Regions from separate parts of the Mus musculus genome. Here region 1 is linked to region 2. A link is a loop called in an ENCODE intact Hi-C map of the cell type or tissue named here. Cell type or tissue: heart. All regions are shown on one strand. Links, peaks and the distances in the headings refer to the core of each region. The heading gives the core; the rest is flanking DNA. Region 1 holds the start of Castor1 (cytosolic arginine sensor for mTORC1 subunit 1). Region 2 holds the start of Mtfp1 (mitochondrial fission process 1).

Region 1 (11,396 bases), core at 2,068-10,067, 120 kb before region 2:
AGAATAGCCTGACCTCCAAACAAGACCCTCTCTCAGGAAAGACAAAAAAAAAAAGTTAAATTATGCAAATGTCATCTCAATTTAAAAATTGGAGAAGAGACTGGAGAGATAGATGGCTCAGCAGTCAAGAGCACTTGCTACTCCTGCAGCGGACCCAAATTCAGTTCCCAGCATCCACACACAGACACCTCTAAAGCCAGTCCCTGGGGACTGATGACCTCTTCTGACATCTGCAGGCACGACACATAAGTAGTGCACATACATTCATGCATGCATGCAGGCACACTCATAAAGATAGAATAGACCAGGCGGTGGTGGTGCACGCCTTTAATCCCAGCACTCAGGAGGCAGAGGCAGGCAGATTTCTGAGTTCGAGGCCAGCCTGGTCTACAAAGTGAGTTCCAGGACAGAGCCAGAGTTATACAAAGAAACCCTGTCTCAGAAAAAAAAAACAAAAAAACAAAAAAACAGACAACTTTTTTTTTTAAAGTTAGGGAACCAAGGAGACAGCCGTGGTAGTGAAGTGTATGCTGTGCCAGCATGATATCCTAAGGTCAGATCCCTGCATCATGTGAAAGCCGGGCATGCTGGAGGCCATCTTAAGCCCTAGGACTGGGGGGTCAAAGACAGGCATGTTCCATGGGCTCACTGGTCAGCCAGGCCAGCAAGAACATGCTCTAGATTCAGTGAAAGACCCTATCTCAAAAATGAGGTGGCAAGCCATAAAGGAAGCCACCTGACTTTGACCTCTTTCCTTCACAGAGATGTGCATCCCTGCACCCACATACTCCCATGTTCATGCAAGCACACACACATACTCCCATGTTCATGCAAGCACACACACATACTCCCATGTTCATGCAAGCACACACACACATACTCCCATGTTCATGCAAGCACACACACATACTCCCATGTTCATGCAAGCACACCACACACACATTCTCCCATGTTCATGCAAGCACACACACATACTCCCATGTTCATGCAAGCACACCACACACACATACTCCCATGTTCATGCAAGCACACACACACACTCCCATGTTCATGCAAGCACACCCACACACTCCCATGTTCATGCAAGCACACCCACACACTCCCATGTTCATGCAAGCACACACACATACTCCCATGTTCATGCAAGCACACCACACACACATACTCCCATGTTCATGCAAGCACACACACACCAAGAAGGAAACTAAGGAAGAGCTTCAGATCACAGCAAGGTTGGGGAAGCTCAGCAAGGGAGAGGCCCTGGGAAGAGAAGAAGGGTGGAGGGAGAAGGAAAGATGCAGGAGAGAGGGAGGGAGACACTCAGACACCTCAGGAAAGTCAAGAGGTTCTCCAAGGTTGTATGCATAAGTGGGAGCCCCCACCTCATCTTCCTAAGGAGAAGGAATTCAGCTGTGGGGCCGTGCTCCACAGGAGACATGTGGGGGACAACTCACAGGTGCAGTGATAGGACAGGGAAACTGAGGCACTGGTCCCAGGAGACCAGGAAGAAGAACACCCAGAAAGTGCTGTGAGGCAATGGGGGAGGGAGGGACTGGAAAGTGGGTGGCATTTTCGGGTCTAGGTAGAAAGCGCTTGCTTTGGGGCAGCAGGAAAGGAGACAGTGGGGGAGATGGCGGCAACAAGGAGAGCTGGAGCAGCAGGAGAGCCACAGGCCAGCACTTCCATGGGATACAGGGTTCTGGAGAAAAGCAATAGGGGCAGAGGGCACGTTATCATGTAAGCACCAAAGAGATCCCCAGCACACACACACACACACACACACACACACACACACACTCACACACACACAGTCTCTCTCTCACACACACTCACACATACACTTACACACTCACATATACACACACTCACACATACATACACTCACATCTACACTCATACTCATGCACTCACATACACACACTCACACAAGTGCCCACACAAACACACATACACTCACACACATACTCACACACTTGCACATACATACACACATACACACAGCACCCACATCTACATGATGCCACAACTAACCCCCTAAAAAGAAGTTCTGGACACCCCTAGAACTGGTACTCATGGCTCAGAACCCCAACACCATGATCCTCTTGGGAAAGTGACACAGACAGGGGTCATTGCTCAATATCTCCACTCTGTCCAGCCCAGGGTCAGAGAGGAGACAGGGCCAGACCTCTCGTGCCTGCCCACACAATTACGGTCACCAGCAGCAGACACCCAGCCACCAATGCAGACAGCTGGGATTACAAGGGGTCTTGCAAAATCTTACCCACCCTACAGGGCTCAGCTTAAAGTCAGTTTCTCTCTCTCTCTCTCTCTCTCTCTCTCTCTCTCTCTCTCTCTCTCTCTCCCTCCCTCCCTCCCTCCCTCTCAGCCCAGACCCTTCTAGAATTCTATTTTGTTTTCTACTTTGTTATCCCTGTGTGGTGACCTTAAACAAGTCACTCTCTGGGCTTCATTTCCCCCTATGCAAAATGAGGACAAGACTATCATGTGTGAATCAACAGCTCATCATCTTAACAGCCCTTCTTCCCCAGAGGCCAGAGCGGAGGTCAGTGAGAGAAGCAGCTTTCCGTGTGCTATGCAGCAGTGCTAGCAACAGACAAATCCACCTCCTGCTCCTGCCTCCTGCTGAGCAGCCCTGGAAGTCCTGGCCCACCTCCAGTGCAGGCTGCCCACCCCCAAGCCTGCTTACACTATTTCCCTATTACAGGAGACAGGACTTCTCCATCCCACTCCCAACCACAGACAAACTCCAAAGAAATACTCCCTCCCAGGGTCCCGGAAGGAATTGATTCCTGCACATGGGGAAACTGAGGCCTCTCACCACGCACTCACCATGCCGGGCTGTGCTCTAGGCTCATCTGATCTGCAACCTGAGGCTCTAGCCTTGGGGGAGGGGGTCCTCTGAGCCAGGTGGGCATCCTGCCAGAAGACTGCCTGTGTGGTTGCTTTTCTAGGGACTCACCATGACCTGGGTACACAGAAGTCACACCCTTCTTCCCCCCCCCCCCCCCCCCCCCGAGCATGGGCGGGGCTGAGCTGAAGGTCCCTGATAACCTCCCAGGGCATGTGTGCAGCCCTGGCCCCTGCAATGGAGTCCTGATCTTACTGAGTGGGAGGCCCCATGACAGAAAAATCCAGGCCCAGATGTGCCCAGGTACATAGCAATAGAGGATAAGGAGGACTCCATCGGGTTCTAGGGTCCCGTCTGCCCGAATAGCCCTGCACCTCAGCAGCAAAAGGCCTGGCTGGGGCAGTGGTGGTGCACGCCTTTAATCCTAGCACTTGGGAGGCAAAGGCAGGCGGATTTCTGAGTTCAAGGCCAGCCTGCTCTACAAAGTGAGTTCCAGGACAGCCAGAGCTACACAGAGAAACCCTTGTCTCAAAAAAAAAAAAAAAAAAAAAAAAGATTTATGCTGGGCGTGGTGGCATACGCCTTTAATCCCAGCACTTGGGAGGCAGAGGCAGTTGGATTTCTGAGTTCGAGGCCAGCCTGGTCTACATAATGAGTTCCAGGACAGCCAGGGCTATACAGAGAAACCCTGTCTTGAAAAACCAAAAAACCAAAACCAAAACCAAAAAAAAAGTAATCCATTAAAAGCCGGGCGTGGTGGCACATGCCTTTAATCCCAGCACTTGGGAGGCAGAGGCAGGCGGATTTCTGAGTTGGAGGCCAGCCTGGTCTACAAAGTGAGTTCCAGGACAGCCAGGGCTACACAGAGAAACCCTGTCTCAAAAAAAAAACAAAAAAACAAAAAAACCCCAAAAGGCCTGGCTGGCCACTATTCCAAGTGTCATAAAGTGTGTGACTTCTCCGTAAGAGGGGCATAAGCATTCAGGCAAGGCCCGTGGGTTGCAGACAGCAGCCTTGGAGAAAGGTGCTTTGAGACCTCCTGGATAGGTTCTCCAGGATCCAGCCAGGGGACTCTTAGGTAAGAGGGACAGGGGAATTTCTCCCAGTGTGGGGAACTCTCTAGGTTGTTCTGTAAGTAACTACGAATTAAGAGACGCTCTACTTTAGAGATGAACCACATGACTTAGTCACAAATGTGCTGGAGGCTTCAGTTCCTCATTTGTCACATACATAAACTGCTTGAAAAGCCAAGGACGGGGGGACAAGTCTGGGAGAGACCAAGACATGACGCCAGCTGTCACTCAGAACCAGAGGGCACAAATCCGCAAGTCTTTTATTTATATAAACAGTCATGAAAATAAAAGTGAGATTTAATTCTTCCTTCGGAGTCCCGCGAAGGGAGTGCACTGCTGAACTCATCTGGCTAGGAAAGCAGTGCAGGCTGGAGGTCAGAGCCCGGCCCGGGGATGTGAGCCTTAGCCAGGGGAGAGGCGGCTCCAGCTGCAGGCAAGCAGGCTCTGTGCATTGCTGAGGTCACATAGAAAATGTTGGGTCGGGGATCTAAGCCCCAAGCACCAAGGTATCTTTTGTGGGCAGGCATGGCCACGAGTCCCAGCTCCATACAGCTGACAGACAGACAGCAGAACCAGGCATGGCCACGAGTCCCAGCTCCATACAGCTGACAGACAGACAGCAGAACCAGGATCCCTTGGCAGGACCAGGGACTTGTTCTGAAGCTCAGAAAAGTTTCTGGAGCCCCGGGGGGCTTTACGGGAATGCTGGGGGTCTGGTGCTTCCCTATGGGTCCTTGGAAGCCTGGCTTTCCTGCCTTCGCTGGAGAATATCAATGACACAGCCGATCTCGTCTTCAGGAACCTGGAGGGAGTGTACAGCATGAAACGCCAGGCTAACTCTGGCCAGGGATGCCCGACCCCCTAAACTAGCTGTGATGCTGCCCCCCCCCTCCCCCCGCAAGGGACCTCAGTGTGCTTGCTGGAACCTCCGTCCCAGCCAGGTCCTCACCAGCGCATGGTCAAAGTTGAATGTGCTGATGTAGTAAGCAGAGATGTCAACAGCCGCCAGGGGACCCGCAATCTGGGCCACAATCCCACATTCATCTGAGGGTTGGAGACACGGGTGGCTTACCTTAGATGCTGTGAAGACCCACAGGCTTGCCCTCCCCGCCCCCCCCAGGGAGTGAGTGGACCTCACCGAAGCCCAGGGGCTGTCCCCCGATGCGCACCATCCTCCACAGCTCCCCAGAAGAACTGGTCAGCAGGAGGTCACTGGGGAACCTGGGGAAGCAGTGGGTGATGGGAAAGGCACTTCACGCACCCCCATCTAGCCTGACCCATAGGGCCTGTCCTGCTAACCTCGGAACCTGGCACCCCTCCCCCACCTTCCCTGAGGCTGGCTGAGGGTCTGTGGTCTATGGAGAATTAAGGAAGGAGTTACATACTTTCTCTGGATCTCTGCATCCATGACAATGGAGATGTACCCCTCGATGAGGGAGAAAGCGAAGAACGGAATGGACGTTGATTCAGGACCGCCCGAGGCCGCTTCCTTGGGGACACTTAAGAGATATGATGGCAGGGAACATTACCTAACGAGCAGACCACAGAGGAGGAGCCGGACAGCTCTGGGAAGGCCCTTGAATCTCTTACTTCATTGTGAGAGACCCCTGATTTCCTGAGGGATAAGCCCCAACGGCCAGAGGCCTTGAGCAGAGGGAGAGCCGGATTGGGAGTATATGGCTGGGAAGTGGCTCTGCCGACACCTCTGGCTGAGGCCTAACAGGCTGTCAGAACCCTAAGGCACTGAGCATGACACAGAGTAACAGAAGGGATGAGACAAAAGGCAGAGGGCAGGAAACAGTAGTGGGAGGCAGAGATCACGTGCACGCATGACCCACCTGTGGGAGTAGAAGAGGACATCGATGAGGGTGGTGGCGACAGCCGGCAGTGTCTCAGGGTCCAGTGTGAGGACACAAAAGCGGTTCTGAGGGCTCTGAATGGGATGCACCGTGGGACTGGGCCCTGCTCAGGAGACAGGGGCCACAAGGTTATCTTGGACTGGGGCGACCCCTGGTGGCAGGTCAAGGAAAGGCTAGCCCATCTCATACAGTGAGAGTGTTTTGCACCCTTTTAAAAGACAAGCCCTCCCGTGGGAAAAGGTCCCACTTAAATCTGGGTGCTGGCGGGCAGACCTCACCGTGCTGGATCTGGGGAAAGCCATTGCTGGAATCGTCTCCAGTAACGGGCACAGGCTCCCCGCCTACTTCACGGTAGATTTGGAACTCCTGGGCCAGTGTGTGGATCACCACAGACAGGTCCTGCTCCCGTACCTGGGTCAAGGCAAAGGACACATATTACGCAACACCAGGTCCCTCTGCGTATGACCTGCATTAGCACCTGCCCAAAACCCACCAGGATGAAGTCTGTCTGGTATGTGGACAACATCAGAACAGACACATGGTGTTCAGCCAGCGGGGCAATGACAGACCGGGCAATCTTGGTTACTCCAGCAGCCTGCACCACGGAGCCACTGTGAGATACGTTCATCACCAGCCATGTGGCCTCAGCCACTTGCAGGAACTCGGATGGGGGTAGCTCTGTGGGCAGGAGGTACATGCCTGGTTAGTCAGCTCTCTCCGCCTCTCAGTTTCTCTGTTTAAACCTTGCCCATCAGATCTGTTTCCTGACAGACTCAGAGCTCAGGGCCGGTTCCTATCGTTTCTACCTTGGTGTGCATCATGCGAGCATTCTCAGTGAGCATTACTACTCCAAACTCACAACTAGATTCAAGGCCCAGATTTTTCTTTTTCTTTTTTCTTTTTACACCATTTTGCTGTGTGAGACAAGTGTGTTTTGGGGCGTTTTGTTTGCTTTGAGACAGCGCCTTTACAATGTAGATTAAGCTGAGATTTAACTTAAACTGATCTTATTGCCACAGCCTCCTATGTGCTGGGATTACAAACACCATTTAGTCTGTTTCCTATCTGCAAAATGGACTTCATGGGCTTCAAAGCACCACCAGAGGGCACCCAGTGACCAACTGATGGGAAAGCTCCCTTGCAGACAGATTTCCCTACAGAACAGGGAATCTAAGTCCTTAGGGAGGGAGGCTCAGCCAAACTCTAGGTGGCTAGCTTGAGACTCCAGGCCTTAGAGGATGGGGCAAGCAGGCAGACATGGAAGCCAGAAGTCATTTCCCCGGTCCCAGTCCTGAACAGGGACAAGGGCCAGGGTAGCTGTTGTTCACTCAGACTCAGCCAGGAGGCCCTGGACCCTGCTCTGGGCTTGCTGCCTGCCCCTGCATTCCTTCCCTAACTCTCAGCCGCCTAGGCTTCCCAAGCCAGTAAGGGAGGGGCTGCTTTCCACTGGGGAGACAAGTCCAAGAAGAAATAATGTTCAGGGTAAAACAGCTGCAGGAACCCCTTTATTTTCCCCTAAAACTGTGAGACACCATGGCCACCTGTGCTGGCCTGGGACTCATATTCAGCTCCGTGTGGGTTTTACGTTTATAAAACTCTCACAAATTTTGTCAAACGGTCACGACTCCATCCCACACAGTACTTCAGTGAGTGATGGAAGGTTTGAACCCGGACCTATATTCCTTTGGGGTCTAAGCTCTCTGGGAAGCTGGATCCCTAAACTTAGTAAGAATACTGCTTAGAGGCAAACAAGGAACCAGTTCCGACCTTTAAAGCCCTCCTCATCCACCATGAGAGTGTAATCTTCCGGAGTCTCAGTCAGGCTGAAGAACTTGCACCTAGGAGGAGGGAAGGGGTGGGAAGACTTTCAGCCTAGAGTGAATGGAATGGAGACAGCAAATGAAGTCTGCTCCAGCAGCACTAAAGGACCCCCCACCAGGAGCCTTCCGGACCCGCACTCGGGCCTCACTCTCTTCCTTGGATCAATGAGTCTAGATCCCATATTTGGGATCTCCCCTCCATTCCACAGAAGTGGAAGGCTTTGGGTCCCCCTGGACAACTCTCAAAAGTTAACGTGAGGAGACTAGAAAGGGGCTACAGCCTGCCAAGGAACACATGCCCCCACTACACTGCCTACTCCAGGCAGTTTGCACCTTGACAAGCCCTGGGAGCGGGGCCCTCCGGGCCGGATAGGCGGCGTCGCAGAAAGGGTAAGGCCCAGGCTGGATGATGGCCAGAGTGGCTAGCGTCCCCACCCGGTACCCGCTGCTTCGCGGCGACTCTAGTCCTCCGCCCCTGGCCCAGAGGGGCAGAGGAGCCTCCACCCGCCCGACCTGCGCTCGTGAACCCGGGTGCGCACCGACTGCGACAGGGCAGGAAGAGCAGCTTGATGAGCGGGTGGGTGTAGAGCCAGAGGCCCGGACGGGCAATGCTCAGTACTCGCACCCGGTGCTCTAGGATGTGAAGTTCCATCGCAGATACGGCAGCCCCGGCCTGGCCGCCAGCGAGACCTAGGCAGGAGGCGATGCGGTGGCGCCGGGCTTAAAGAAGCACCGCCCGCTACCGGTCCGCCCAGCCAGGGATCCACACTTCGGCGGCCACGCCCCACAGCCACTGTGAAGTGGCCACGCCTCCTCCTGAGCCCTGCCTACCGGGCGCTGCGGGCTGCCTTCAAACTCTGCCAAAGCCACTCTTCTAGCCCTCACCCATCTGAGTCCTTCAAGGACACGCCCCAGACACGCCCTTTCCGCTGGACGCCCGCTGTGTTGGGTTTGGGAACGTGCTGGAAGCTCCTGGTCCCCTCCCTGTCTATCCTCCAGGCTCGCACGTGGGCTTTATGGTTAAAGCCACTAAAACGCAGAGCCTGGCGGTGGTAAGTGTGTATCTTTAATCCCAGCACTAGGGAGGCAGAGGCAGGCAGATCTCTGTGAGTTCGAGGCCAGACTAGTCTACAGAGTGACTTCCAGGACAGCTAGAACTACACAGAAAAACCCTGTCTGGACTGTAGGAAGGCTGGAAGCCGGGCTGGAGCTCTGTTGGGGCCAGAGCTGTCCATAAATCTCCGGAGTGGGGAGGTTAGGCTGGAGACCCGCGGAACAGCTGAGTTGGAGCCTATCTTCCTTTTATTGCCGGGGGTAGGGGGCAGGGACTGCAGAGCTGACAAGGACAGTAAGGACTAAAGATCCCTAAGAATGGGGTGCCCAAGGTTGGTTTGATAGTACTGCAACCCTATCTTGTTGTTGTTTCGACCAGCAAAACCTGGCCGGTGTGGCAGTTTTTAGTCAAACAACTTCTGAAATAGAATGCTCCCCACTGAGGGGAGGAACCGAAAAAGGGTCCTCCTCTCCTGTCTAAGCAACATACTATGGACTCTGAATCTTTTTTTAAATTTTATTTATTATATGTAAGTATACTGTGTCTTCAGGCACACCAGAAGAGGGTATCAGATCTCATTTCGGATGGTTGTGAACCACGTGGTTGCTGGGATTTGAACTCGGGACCTTCGGAAGAGCAGTCAGTGCTCTTAACTGCTGAGCCATCTCTCCAGCCCTTACCCCTAGATTCTGAATCTTATTCCAGGGACAACCCTAAGTACCTGAAGTGAGAATGCCCAGGGCTCAGACACTGAGGGGACAGGCCATAGTATTTGAGGTTCCCTGGGTATCAAACCAGAGACCTCCCTGTTGAAGTTTTCTTAAAGCGTCTCATCATTTGCAGAACTCAACTGGCCTGAACACATCTAAATTAGCTACAGATCCAAGAAGGCCCCTAAGCACTGGCAGACACCCCAGTGATCAAGGTTTAAGAAAACCCCAAGGCTGAGCAGAAACGAGCAAGCACAGGTTGATTTCACGGCAGGATGGGGCATGCTCCAAAGGGCCCTTGTTTGGCCCAGACACTCGGCTTCAGGTTGGAGGCTTTAAACAAGGTAGTTTAAAGCAGGCCTTGGGTGTGATCAAGACCCAACAGGCCCACGCAGGACTTGATGCTCCAGACCCTGCATCACAGGCAGAAGGAAGCTGGGCTCAGTCCTGTTCCTGGCTTTGCTAGCTCCAGATAATTCTCATGGAACAGTGTGCAGCCGTCACATCCTGGCCTGTCCCCTGGAGAACTAAGGGGGTTGGGGGGTGCTTTTCAAAGGCTGAGCCCATTTCACCACAGCAAGTGTGAACAGAGTAGGAAACCACAGGAGTGAGAGGCAGGAGGTGGAGAGTGTGCAAGCTGCCCAGAGTCTCTGGTAACCGTTTGCCTTTCTAGCCTCAGTCTCCCCAGTTGTACCAGGACAACACGTGCTAGGCCCAGGCAATGCCTAAAAGCTCCCTGTGAGTCTGTCCCTCCCTCCCTGTCCCCTGCTATGGTCTGGCCCAGCTTGGTCTCAGGCCAGGAACAACCACTATTGTTTGACTAGAAAAGCTGCTTCCTCAGCAGAAGGGGGGCCTCTCCCAGGGACACCCTGTTCTCCTCACCGCCAACTATCAGGTTGTAGCTGAGCACCTGCCTGACCCTCCACCGCCCTCTGCTCACTTGGGTGAGGGGCTTGGGTGCAAATGTGGCACTTGGAGGAGGAGGACATTGAACTCCTCTTATGTCAGACACAAGCCCAGCCTGGCATGTGGACCGTGTCAGCCAACAGAAAGTAGCGCTTTATCAAGGAGGCCCACTTCTCCCCTCACCTGTCTTTCTTTGGTGGAGGCTTGTGTCAGGCGCCTGCAGTACCTTGCCCTGGCGGCAGCCCCTGATACTGTGTGAGTGCTCACAAGTTAACTGGGGTCTTAAGTGAGCTCCTCATCTCACCACGGCAAGTGTGGACAGAGTGGAGAGCCACAGGGCTGAGAAGCAGGAGGCAGAGAATGTGAAGCTGCCCTGAACCTCAGGTAACCATTCGCCTCTCCAGACTCAGTATTCCCAGCTGTACCAGGACAATGCAGCCTAGGCCCAGGCAACGCCTGGAAGCTCCTCCAAGTCTGTTTCTCCCTACTCCCTGCTATGGTCAGCATCTAGGTCTGGCCTTGGAGCCTTTAGCTACCTCTTCAGGATCTTACCCCCAATCCCCAATAAAGAAGCACAGAGCAAGGCCTTGGGGACTATTTCCTGTTCTGCCCAGTGGTGGGCTTTAGCCTGGACTGACTCTTCTGTGTAGAGGTGAACATGGAAGAAAGATGGGTCGAGAGAGAAGAGCCAAGAACAGTAATTGGCTCTGGACTCCGTGCTCCTGTATGTTTCAGGGGGGCTCCCGGGATGAAGGGCGATAGCCCTTTGGGTCCTAACTATACACAGCTCTATACACAAGCCTGTTTATTTCCGTACAAAACCATATATCTATTTTACACAAAGAGTACCCCACCGCCTCCCCGCATGCCAGCACCCTACCCCTGGGTAACATCTCCCCAGAAGGATGGGGCTGAGACCCAACCCCTTTGGCCACAGCTTCTGCCTGTGCTGGCTGGACCAGCTCAACTCAAGAGAAAATAAATAAGGAGGCCCAGGCAGACTCTGTACTGGACCAGCCAGATCCTATCCCAGCCCACGGGCCAAGCAGTTGGCTCCTCAGGCGCAGAGGACCTGGAGTGTTGTCAGTCTTTGAACCGTGTAAGA
Region 2 (11,396 bases), core at 1,350-9,349:
CCCAAAGGCCATGGAGGGGCTGGAGGGCTCCAACTCAGTTGCTTCTCTCTCGTATCTGAAGGATAAACAGCTTTCAATACAACCAGGATGGAACTGCAAATCCTCAATTTACTTTACTCCTCCTTGGATCTGTTCCCTGCAAGATCGCTTACCTGCCTGGGGTCTGCTTATTTGCTGACTTTACTCCTCCTTGGATCTGTTCCCTGCAAGATTGCTTACCTGCCTGGGGTCTGCTTATTTGCTGACTTTCCTCCTCCTTGGATCTGTTCCCTGCAAGATTGCTTACCTGCCTGGGGTCTGCTTATTTGCTGACTTTCCTCCTCCTTGGATCTGTTCCCTGCAAGATCGCTTACCTGCCTGGGGTCTGCTTATTTGCTGACTTTCCTCCTCCTTGGATCTGTTCCCTGCAAGATCGCTTACCTGCCTGGGGTCTGCTTATTTGCTGACTTTCCTCCTCCTTGGATCTGTTCCCTGCAAGATCGCTTACCTGCCTGGGGTCTGCTTATTTGCTGACTTTCCTCCTCCTTGGATCTGTTCCCTGCAAGATCGCTTACCTGCCTGGGGTCTGCTTATTTGATGGAGGAGCAGAGTCAGGCCACAGCATAAAGTTCCCCTTCCCAGATGGAAAGGCAGCATGGGAGGAGAGGTAGGACCGGGTGTCATTTGGAGGCAAGGTTGTAGAGACCATGGATTAGGTGGGAGGGCCGTGCTTCTGAGGGCCAGGTAACCCCAGAGAAGTAGTTCTGAATCCAAGAACCAACATTTCCTTCCTACAGTGTCTACTGTCCCCATTACTATTCTGAAATGAAACTCAGAGATAATGTAACACACCTACATACAACTTTTTTTTAATTTAAAGATTTATTTATTGTATGCTTTAAGTACACTGTAGCTGTCTTCAGACACTCCAGAAGAGGGCGCCAGATCTCATTACAGATGGTTGTGAGCCACCATGTGGTTGCTGGGATTTGAACTCAGGACCTTCGGAAGAACAGTCAGTGCTCTTAACCGCTAAGCCATCTCCCCAGCCCCCTACATACAGCTTTAAAATCAATACTCTATCTGGAATATAAGGAAAACAAAAGGAAGCCAATGTGAATAGAGTAATTATGAAGCAGCAGGAACTCAACCCAGAGCTCCCTGCATGCTAGGCAAGAGCTCTAACCCAAACCTCTGGCTCTAGACCTGTAATTTAGACATTTTCCACTACAAACATGGGAGGGCAAGAGGATACCTTTTGTTCTGCGTCCCTAAGGAACAGCATCTTTCCCTTGGGTCTCCATGAGCCTGTGAGTACATGACTAGTGTCACACTGAGACATTCGGATGCTGGAGTGGCAGTGACAGCCCCTTCCTCTGTGCCTGCTGTAAGGCCCTTGCATCTCAGTGCTGGTCTAAGGAGATCACAGTACAGTGAACTTGGGTTGCCAAGGCTGTCATCAGAACCAAGAGGAAAGAGTAGGGCATCTGCAGGGCCCCTTGCAGAGACGAGGGACTAGGAGTCTGTAGGTGCTGTGCTAACTACCCGCCTCATGCAATCTATCCAGGGGTGAGAAGAGGGGAAGACGTCAAGAAAGCCAGAAAGCGGCCCAGAAGGGAGGCCCTGCTGCTTTTGTTCTGTGTTTAGCTGTCTTGAAGGGGCATTTGAGTGAAATGGAACAAGCTTGCAAAGAGACAGGCTGAGAATGAAAGCAAGCCTGTTCAACTGCCAGGGCTTAGAAGCTGTCTCTGCCAACTGAGTCCACCCTCTTCCCAGAGGAAAGCACAGCTAACAGCCTTCTCACCTGCCAGCCTACCAAAGGGTGTCTGTCCCTTCAGAGACACATTTCCATAACAAGCCTGGCAAGTGCTTGCTCAGACACATTCACCACAGGATGTGAGAAAACCTTCCCTTCAAAAGGGCTGTGGAGTTACTCCTGGGTGCTAGGATCAGAGATCTCTGAGTGTAGACAAACAAAAAGGCCAAAACGTTTTGGTTTTACACAGAAATTAACAAAAATGTTACAAATTGTTCTACACTTATCATAGCCTCTGCATGTATCTTAGACATTCCTCCCAACACCCTGTCCTTTGTCTATATGGCCAGTCTGGACTCAAACAGTGTATATATAGTACAGGCTGCCCTTGAACTTCTGACCCTTACCTTCCTGTGTTGGGATTACAGGGGTACCACCATGCCCAGCTAAAGCTCTTTCTTTTTATGTCAGAAAAGTGTTTCCCTATATGGATTACAGCACAAATCCCTTGGGCAATTTTCCTTCTGTGACCAGCCCATCCTTTTGTCATTATGGGCAGGCGTGCAGCGAGCATCCTGGTCCCGTCAATCTTCCCAGAGGGTAAGCAGCTGATTCATACAGTCTGCAGGGAAGCAGAACGGGCTGGGGTTCCCAGGGTCCAAACGAGACAGTACTACAGTCAGGAATGCAAACCAGAAGGAAGCCCAACCCCACTGTGGCTCACCGTGTGCCCTAGAACCCTTGGAGCTGAGCTAAAGTCGGACTGTTGCTGACTTCAGAGTTGTGAGGAAGAACGGGATCACACATATAGACTACAAACCCATGGTTTCACACATAGACTGTATCCTCACAAGCACTGAGGCTGCCAACATTATTCTGCCTGTGTAACAAAGCCATGACTTTGGCCTTGGAGACCTTTTCCTTCCAAGCTGTTACAGATGTGAGTCTCTGTCCCGCGTCTCACTTGGCCTGTTCTGCATTTTCACACCAGTTTTCACTTTCTGAACACACTCATCCAGACTGAGTTCCAGGGGACCAAGGGCTGTTACACCACTTTCGCCTCCATCTCCTACCACACCACCTTGCTCAGTCAGTACAAACCAGTCCCTTCACCACCCTCTACCTCTGGGGGGAACTGCCTGAATGCTTGGTTTTCTGCTTCCTCAGATGTTCTGCGGTTCGACAACACCTACAGCTTCATCCATGCCAAGAAAGTCAGTTTCACCGTGGAGGTCCTGCTTCCAGACAAAGCAGCCGAAGAGAAGATGAACCAGCAGGGGGCAGACACCCCCAAATAACACCTCGCCCCTGCAGCAGGCCTGGCCCCCCCAATGTCTTCCTGTCAGTTTCTTTAGTCATTTTCCTGCAACCAATTAGCCCAAAGAAACTGGGCTGGAGGGAAGACTTCAGACTGGACGGAGCTCCTGTTCAGAATCAGAATGAGGATAAATAGCTAGATGGGTCCTCGTCGTCAGAATACTAAGGGGTCTCCAGGGACCGGCTGTAATGATGTCTACCCTGTAGACTTTGCCAACTTCACCTGCCCAGGAACAGCTGAGACAGGGAGGGAAGGGTACACAGGATGGTGGCAGGGAAGAACTTAGAAAGAAGTGAAGCGATTGGATGTCATACTCAGGGAAGCCAGCTGCTGGGGAGAAACTTGCTCCTAAATGAACATGGACCAAACCTCCATGATTGTAATGATGGTTGCAAGGTAGCAGGCCACTAGATGTGATGGGTATCCAAAGCTCTTTGAAACTTTTTGTCATAAGCCTTGAGTCTCTCGTCCCCCCCCCCCCCCAATCTCAGGAGTAACCCAAGTCAGCACTGGAAGGAAGGCTAACAGCCCCCCCCCCCAGAACCTCATTAACTCCTGGGTTCCACTGGCTGCCTGTTTAAACCCTCCACAAGCACAAGGGTAATTAATTTCAGGGATCATAGATAGGAAAGGACCAAGGAGGCGGTGGGTGGGCCCCAAGCCTCTCACTAAGTAACCCTCCGCTTGAGCAGCCCTACACAAAGATGACAATTGGGGCTGAGACAGCACTGAGTGCACTTCCCAGTCCAGTCTCCCACAGTGCCTGAGAACCAGTCTCCTGACAGGAGCAAGGGCTTGGTGGGCCCTTCTCTGTGGAGGCGTGTAATAGCAGCAGTGGCTTCCTCTTGCCTGGGGATGCAGGTAGCCAGGGTGGGCGGTTTCCCGGGAAGGTAGCCATAGCTGGGCAAACATTTGAGCCAGGGTAAAGAGGGGGGCCAGGCACAGGTGACCTTGCAATAAAAAGCTCTTGACCCCACACAACTTGAGAGCCAGGTTACAGGCTGCCCAGAATTCAGGAAGGATGCCCCAGGCCCTTGCGGGGTCTGCCTTTTCCTCTGAACGAGGCGTTGGCCCAGCCTCGTCTCAGGAAGCGGAGGGAGCTCTGGGCAGGTGCAGGGATGGCAAGCAGAGAGGGCCGAGGCTACCCAGGATCTAGTCACACATCTCAGGGGCACAGCCTGGCCTTGGTTTACAATGCTGTTAGGTACATTAACCAATGAATAAAGTGATCAATTTTCAAAGCAAAGAGCAGAATTCATTGCCCATCGCCGGCTTCCTAGCGGTCTCTTACATTAGACCCCAAATTTTCAGATGCCAAGTAGCAGGCTAAAATTACACACACACACACACATGTTCTGTTCCTTTCCCCTCTACTCTCACGACACTCGGACACAGGCACGCACAGAGAGACAGTAACGTCCCTTTCCTCTCCTCTCGCGACAACGTTCTCCGAAGTCCTAACAAGTTGCCTTCCGATTGGTTCAGCCGGTGAGCGTCGTCCGCCATCTTTGTTCAAGGCATTCGGATGCTCCCGAGAGCCTTCACGGTGAGGGCGGAGGCCCCGCCCCATTCGGTGGTTCCAGACGGGTTGGGCGGTTCTCCCGCGGTGACCGGCGCAGCGGGTACTAAATGGGAGGGAGGCCGAGGGTTAGCGTCACGTGGCTTTAGGGACCGTCTCCTAATTCCGCTCCAGCACTCTACCTTCCCACCCGCGCCGGGCTCAGTCCCCGGTGACCCACAAGTTTCAAGAAGACACGGGCTGAAAACACTGGCTTCCGAAGGGAGTCGGTATACACCTTTCGGATCTAAAAAAGCTAAAAGAACTGTGCAAAGCTAGATAAGACCCTGTTCTTACCTAGCTGGATATTTTTTGTACTGTGTAGCCTCCAACCAGGCCTGAAACTCCCTGTGTAGACAGGGCTGGTCTCGAACGCACATAATACTACCTGTTTCTGCCTCCTACATTCTGAGATGAAAGCATGCAACACCATGCCTGGCTTATAAGAGATTTAAGGCCATATTTATTTGAATTTATCTGTGTGTCTCATGTGTGAATGTATAGGTGTGTGTGTTTGGGGGAGGTGGGTGCTGCCTGTGGAAACCAGAAGTGTCAGATTCCCCCGAGATGGAGTTACAGATGGCTGTGAGACACCCGTGTAGATGCTGGGACTGGAACTCCGGCCCTCTGGAAGAGCTGTAAGCGCTCTTAACCACTGAGCCATCTCTCCATTCTCACCCATTTTGCTTTACAGACGTGGTCGTTGGGACCGGGGTGGGGAGTGGGGGGAGGGGCGGTGTGTGTGTGTGTGTGTGTGTAAGTGGCTTACATCTACTAGGCGGCCCAAGTAGGATTTGTCTCTAGGGGCCATAGCATTGCCCCTCTGAAATCCCAGAGGATTCAGAGTGCTTTTGCCCCTTGTAATAACTCCCTAGCTCCCTTTTCCATTTTAACAGTTGCATGAGTCAGGAGAGTGGCTGTCCTCTTTGTGTCTCTATTTCCCTACTGTAAAGTAGGACCCTACGCTAGTGCCAGAGCTTAAGGAAGCAAACTTGAGTCTACTGGACACATGATGACTGTTATAATTAATTAGTCCTTGCGACTGTCTAAGGCAGTGAATGTTGGCACGCCTCCCATTTACACACGAACCGCGGCTCAGAGAAATACACCTTTCCTAGAAGCCGCACACCTAAGAAGATTCCATTCTCCGATTGGAACTCTGACCTATTTAACTCCAAAAACTAGTCATGTCTGGGAGAGTTTTGCATTAACTGCTCAGAGAAAACAAGACCATCTGTCTGCAAAACCCAAGCCTAGGAGAGGGGCTTGGATGTTGTATAAGGCAATTTTCAGACACTCCCTGCAGTGGCGTTAGCGATAGCGGGACCCGTCCTTCAGCCTCGGACTACTGGCGGGTTCTTGCCTGGTGTTAGCCAAGTGCTAGTGGAGACACAGTTGTGGTGAGACTCTAATCTGCAGCGACTCCAACCTTGCCGGGGAAGTCATGTCGGAGCAGCAGCGGCAGGGCGCCGAGCGCGACCTCTACCGGGACACGTGGGTGCGCTACCTGGGTGAGCGTGGGAGTGACAGACGCAGCGACCCCACCACTCCGGAGGGGCTGGGGGCGGGGGGGGGGGGGAAGCAATGGACCGGGTTGCCGATCTGGAGTCTGAAAAGGGGCTTAGTTCTTATTCGGCTTGGCCTGGAGACAGGGCTCAGGAGAAGGCTAGGGACTTGTCCAAGGTCACACAACCCTGTTGGTTCAGATCTGTCCACGGGGCTCTTCTGGAGGCACAAACCGAGTGTGTGGGTTGCCCTCTGCCATGACCGTGCACTAGCCATGGCGTCAGAGGATCTGGACTCCTAGCAAGTCTGCCTTTCCCAGGCTCTTCCTAAGCTTCAGTTTTCTCTTCTGTAAAAAGGGCTGAATGCGAGGCACTCCTGTCGGGTGCTGACTGTAAGAGCGGGCTGAGGTAAGGCCTTAAAAGACCTGGCACTTGATACTGGTCAGTGGAGCCCACCCTCAGTGATTCGGTGGCCTCCGGTCGCCTCCCTGGTGCAGATCCCCAGAACCACGGCTGGGGACTTTGATCAGTGAGCCATGAACTTCATTGTCGGTGTCAGTCCGCGGGCCTAGAAACCAAAAGGTAAAGTTACTTGACTGAGGTCACCTGCCGCACTGTAGTTTAAGAGGTTAGGGTTAGAAGCAGCTTTCTGTGTAGCGCCCCCTTGTGGAAAGGGCCAGAGAGTTAAATGCCTTTTCCCTCCAGGCTACGCCAATGAGGTGGGGGAGGCTTTCCGCTCGCTGGTTCCTGCAGCTGTGGTGTGGTTGAGCTATGGTGTGTCCAGCTCCTATGTCCTGGCCGATGCCATAGACAAAGGCAAGAAGGCAGGAGAGGTGAGTGTTAATTAACCCTTTCCAACCCATCCTAGTGTGGGTGGTATGCAGTCTTGCAGTGGGGACAGCCCTATCCCCGTTAGCGTCTCATAGTGCAGTCCATAAGCTAATCTTGTTTGTAGGATTGTTCATCCCCACCCGACCAAACCATTTGGGTAGGAGGTGACAGTTGGTACCTCTCCTGGATGTGGGCAAATCACCCCCAACCCTGAATGTAGTACAGCCCAGTCCTCCACCCAGCTGCCTTCTACCCTACTACCTCCGCATGTTCTTCCTCCTTGGTCCACCGGCATGCTTCTGTCTATAGGTTTCCTACCTCTGCCCCAGCTGGGCTAAATGTCTTTGTACCTTTCAGGTGCCAAGCCCTGAAGCAGGCCGCAACACCAGAATGGCCCTGGCTGTGGTCGACACCTTTGTGTGGCAGTCTCTGGCCTCTGTGGCTATCCCAGGCTTCACCATCAACCGTCTGTGTGCTGCCTCTCTCTATGTCTTGGGTACTATGACCCACTGGCCCCCGACTGTCCGCAAATGGACCACCACCACACTTGGACTGCTGGCCATCCCCGTCATAATCCACCCCATCGACAGGTAGGGGCCTTTCTGGTCTCAGGGACCAGTCACTCTGCAGGTAGAGTTAGGCTGTGAACTGTGGGCACAAAACCGGGGCAGCAGAGGCAGGGTTGAAGTAGAGAGGCCATCTGTGCTCTTATCAGCTAGAGCGGCAGAGCGGCAGAAAAGGAAGCAGAGTGCCTTATGGGTACTGGACAAAGGTCAAGTAAATTCACAGAAATAAAGACCAGTGCTGCAAAATAGCCAGAGTTAGCCAGGAGTGCTGGATTGAAGGGAGCTGATATCGGCATGAGTCAAACTTAGTTTGCAAGGTAAATACAAAATAAAAGTCTTAGGATGTTTTCCGCACGGCTGGATCCAAGCATCTGAGCGCTACTGCCACACAGCATCCTTCATCTTCCCAACCTTCATCCATCCTTCAGCATCTCTCCCCGTCCCGTCCTTGTGGGTTTCACTCTCCTGCCATGTCCCAGTGACTCATGGTGTCCTGTCCCTTACAACATCTTACACCCCATTAAAACTTCTCCGTAGTGATAGCCAAGATGCCAAGGAAGATTCTCATTGGCTCCCTCAGATGAGGGGCCCATGTATGAGCAGTTGTCCTTCTGAGTAGCCAACCCTGTGTTGTGTGCTTGCTTTTAGCACTAGAGGTAGGACCAGACTGGAGGGAACGCTCAGTGGATACAGCACTGTCTGCTCTTCCAGAAATCCCGAGTTCAATTCTCAGAAAAGACACCACGGCTTACAACCATCTGTAATGGGGTCTGATGCTCTCTTCTTGCATGCAGGTGTTTATGCAGGCACAACATGCATATACATAAAAAATACAGAATTAAAAAAAAAAGATTTATTTATTATTATATGTAAGTACACTGTAGCTGTCTTCAGACACTCCAGAAGAGGGCGTCAGATTTCATTATAGATGGTTGTGAGCCACCATGTGGTTGCTGGGATTTGAACTCAGGAACTTTGGAAGAGCAGTCAGTGCTCTTAACCACTGAGCCATCTCTCCAGCCCCTGTTTTGTTCTTTTGAGATAGGATTCTCTGTGTAGCCCTGCTGTCCTAGAACTCACTCTGTAGACCAGGCTGGCCTCAAACTCAGAGATTCACCTGCCACCTGCCTCTGCTTTCCAAGTGCTGGGATTAAAGGTGTGTGCCACCACTGCTCAGCTACAGAAATTATTTTTTAAAAAATCTAAGAGAGAGAAAGAGAGGGGGTGGGAGCACCTCAGTGGTGGCAGGGGTAGGCTGGAGGGGAGCATAGCTTACCCTGAACCTCATGGTGAGTCCTTTACCCACTGTGCCTCAATTTCTCCAGCTGTAGAAAAAAAAGGAATATGGCTGTTATCCTTGGGGGGAGGGGTGTAAGCATGACTTCCTTAAGGGAAGAGAATAATCGAATGTATCTTGACATGGTTGCTGTTGGTACCATGCATCGAGAGTCTTTCCCCTAGCCCTTGTGTTTCCTGCATCTCCTCATCCTTGGCTACCTGCTCACCAGGCCTTCTCTCTCTGTAGGTCAGTGGACTTCCTCCTGGACTCTAGCCTGCGCAAGCTGTACCCGTCAGTGGAGAAGCCCAGCACCCCCTGACCCTGCCCTGTGCCTTGCCTGGGGTCGGCCCACTCACATCAAAGAATGTGGATACGTGGCTGTTTGGGGTCCATGGCACTGCCATCTGGGTGGGTTCACATTGATGGGAGCTTAGAGATGAAGGCCCCGAGGAGTAGTGGCAGTGAGTTCTGAGGTGGGACCCAATTCTGTCTGCCTCAGTGGCCACGGTTGTGCTGAGTGGGAACGAACTCTGGCTGGGCCTGTCTTTTGAAATCTTTTTTTAAAAGTATTTATTTTATGTGTATAAGTGTTTTACTTGCATGTCTGTATGTATGTGCAGAACCCTTAGAGGTTAAAAGAGGTGATTAGACCCCTCTGGGACTGGAGTTAGGGATGCTTGTGAACCCCCATGCGGGTGCTGAGAACTGAATCTGGTTCTTCTGCAAGAGCAGCAAGTGCTCTGTTCACTAAAGTTCCTCTTAGCCCCGGGCCCACCTTCTGATGGAAAAGTTAGTTCCTCCCATGGAAGAGAAGAATACTAAGGCCCAGAGAGGGCAGGGAATACTGAGATCATGTGACAAGTGAGAGCCAGTCTTCTGGCTATTCTAAGTCACTTTGTGGTAGTGTGGCTGAGCGACTTAGGGAAAGATACAGAGGTACAGTATTTGGGACACTCAGGGCAGAGTCTCTGGCCAGCCTGTTCCTGTTGCAGGAGCTGCTGGGCCTGGTGAGAGGCAGGACAATCACAACCCAAGTGCTAACCTAATAAAACTTTCAAAAATGGCATCTCCTTTTCATTTCCTCTTCCTGGGGATAAGCAGGGTTGCGACCACAGCACAGTGCTTCCTCTGGAACAGGTAAACTGAGGGAGAAGTGGGCTGGTCTCCTGGCTCTGCAGGAAGGGCTATGGGGAGAACAAGGGAGGGATGTGTTCAAGCCTGTTCAAGAGCAATATCAGATCCAAGGAAAAGAAAAAGGGAAAAAAGGAGTCAGAAATGAAGGTCTAGGTGGAGAGAAGTGGGAGGTGTTTGTGTTGTGGGTGGGGTGGTGACTTAGAGTTTCATCGCTTTGAACAGACACCATGACCAAGGCAACTCTTATAAAGGCAAACATTCAGACTGGCTTACAGTTTCAAAAATTTAGTCCATTTTCATAGCAGGAAGCATAATAGCATGCAGGTAGACATGGTGCTGGAGAAGGAGCTGAGAGTTCTACATCTTGACCTAAAGGTAGCCAGAAGACTGACTGTTCCACAATGGGTGGAGTCTGAGCATAGGAGGAAACCTCCAAAGCCCATCCCCACAGTGACACACTTCCTCCTACAAGGACACACCTCCTAACAGTACCACTCTCTATGGGCCAAGTGTATTCAAACCACCACATTCCACTTCCTGGTCTCCAAAGACTTGCTCAAACACATGAGCCTATGGGGGCCATACCTTGCCATAGCATAATGCAACATATTTTTAGTCCAACTTCAAAAGTCCCATAGTCTGTCACAGTCTCAACATTGTTTTAAAGTCCAAAGTTCAAAGTCTCTTCCAAGACTCATGTAATCACTTACTTAACTCTAATCTAGAAAATCAAAATAAAAAAGAAGATCACATACTTCCAACATATCATGGTACAGAATACACATTATGTCACAGTGGGGAAATACTGGACCAAACCAAGATAAAAACCCAGCTAGACAGACTCCAAGGTCTGCATCTCCATGTCTGATGTCCAACTCCTTTCAGCTTTGATGATCGCAATACACTTCTTTTTCTTGGGCTGGTTCCACTCCCTGTTAGCAGCTTTTCTTGACAGGTGTCCCATGGCTCTGGCATCTCTAACATTTTAGGGTCTCCAAGGCAACTTCAACTTTACAGCTTCTTGTTTCAGTGTCTGGGATCCACACATGATCTGAGCTCCAAAGGACTTGGGTCACTTCTCCAGCTCTGCCTTCTGTAGCACTCTAGGCTCTGCTTGATTCCACTCCACTGCTGCTGCTGTTCTTGGTGATCATCTCATAGTACTGGCATCTCCAAAATGCTGGCATCATTTTGACTAGATGTCACCAATGGCCTCTCATAGGCTCTTCATGATGCCAAGCCTCAACTTCTTTGCATGACCCCTTCAATCCTGGGCCATCAACTGCAAAGGAGGCTGCACCCTCACCAATGGCCTTCCCTGGCCTCTCATGGTGCCAAGCCTCAGCTACTATCCATGACACTTTCTTGCCTTCAAAACCAGTGACTCTTAACACATTACCAAGTTCAGCTGCAGCAAAAGGTATGACCTTGGCTATCTTTGGAACACAGCTTCTTTGTGCTCTCAGAAAA

What was found. Peaks named below come from ENCODE experiments on the same cell type or tissue, not always from the same donor. Only the 100,000 strongest peaks of a DNase experiment are listed, where the experiment ranks them.
Region 1: it touches region 2 in a loop (11-fold over the local background); 2 of 42 quality-filtered maps call a loop at or near these places.

What each region holds. Positions count from the first base shown.
Region 1 is chr11:4,215,191-4,226,586 of GRCm38, reverse strand. It overlaps Castor1 (cytosolic arginine sensor for mTORC1 subunit 1), which reads right to left and starts at 8,362. Exons shown (of 9, transcript NM_028022.2): 1 at 8,161-8,362; 2 at 7,569-7,639; 3 at 6,295-6,479; 4 at 6,080-6,212; 5 at 5,781-5,904; 6 at 5,328-5,441; 7 at 5,081-5,163; 8 at 4,892-4,986; 9 at 4,178-4,744. The coding sequence starts at 8,273. The coding sequence ends at 4,667. Tbc1d10a (TBC1 domain family, member 10a) reads right to left here. Exons shown (of 9, transcript NM_134023.1): 9 at 11,082-11,396. In heart, for the core only: CTCF peaks have their summits at 5,955 (motif pointing left), 6,909 (motif pointing right) and 8,640; DNase peaks (open chromatin) are centred at 5,956, 7,066, 8,446, 9,876 and 3 weaker places; H3K4me3 peaks cover 2,448 bases; H3K27ac peaks cover 2,195 bases; H3K27me3 peaks cover 1,894 bases.
Region 2 is chr11:4,089,942-4,101,337 of GRCm38, reverse strand. Mtfp1 (mitochondrial fission process 1) reads left to right here and starts at 5,907. Exons shown (of 4, transcript NM_026443.4): 1 at 5,907-6,122; 2 at 6,822-6,949; 3 at 7,305-7,537; 4 at 9,039-9,857. The coding sequence starts at 6,056. The coding sequence ends at 9,111. It overlaps Sec14l2 (SEC14-like lipid binding 2), which reads left to right. Exons shown (of 12, transcript NM_144520.2): 12 at 2,903-4,299. The coding sequence ends at 3,033. Gm51935 (a long non-coding RNA gene) reads right to left here. Exons shown (of 3, transcript XR_003949843.1): 2 at 8,790-8,838; 3 at 6,596-6,684. In heart, for the core only: CTCF peaks have their summits at 2,997 (motif pointing right) and 6,780 (motif pointing left); DNase peaks (open chromatin) are centred at 4,017, 4,607, 5,247, 6,007 and 2 weaker places; H3K4me3 peaks cover 3,446 bases; H3K27ac peaks cover 4,043 bases.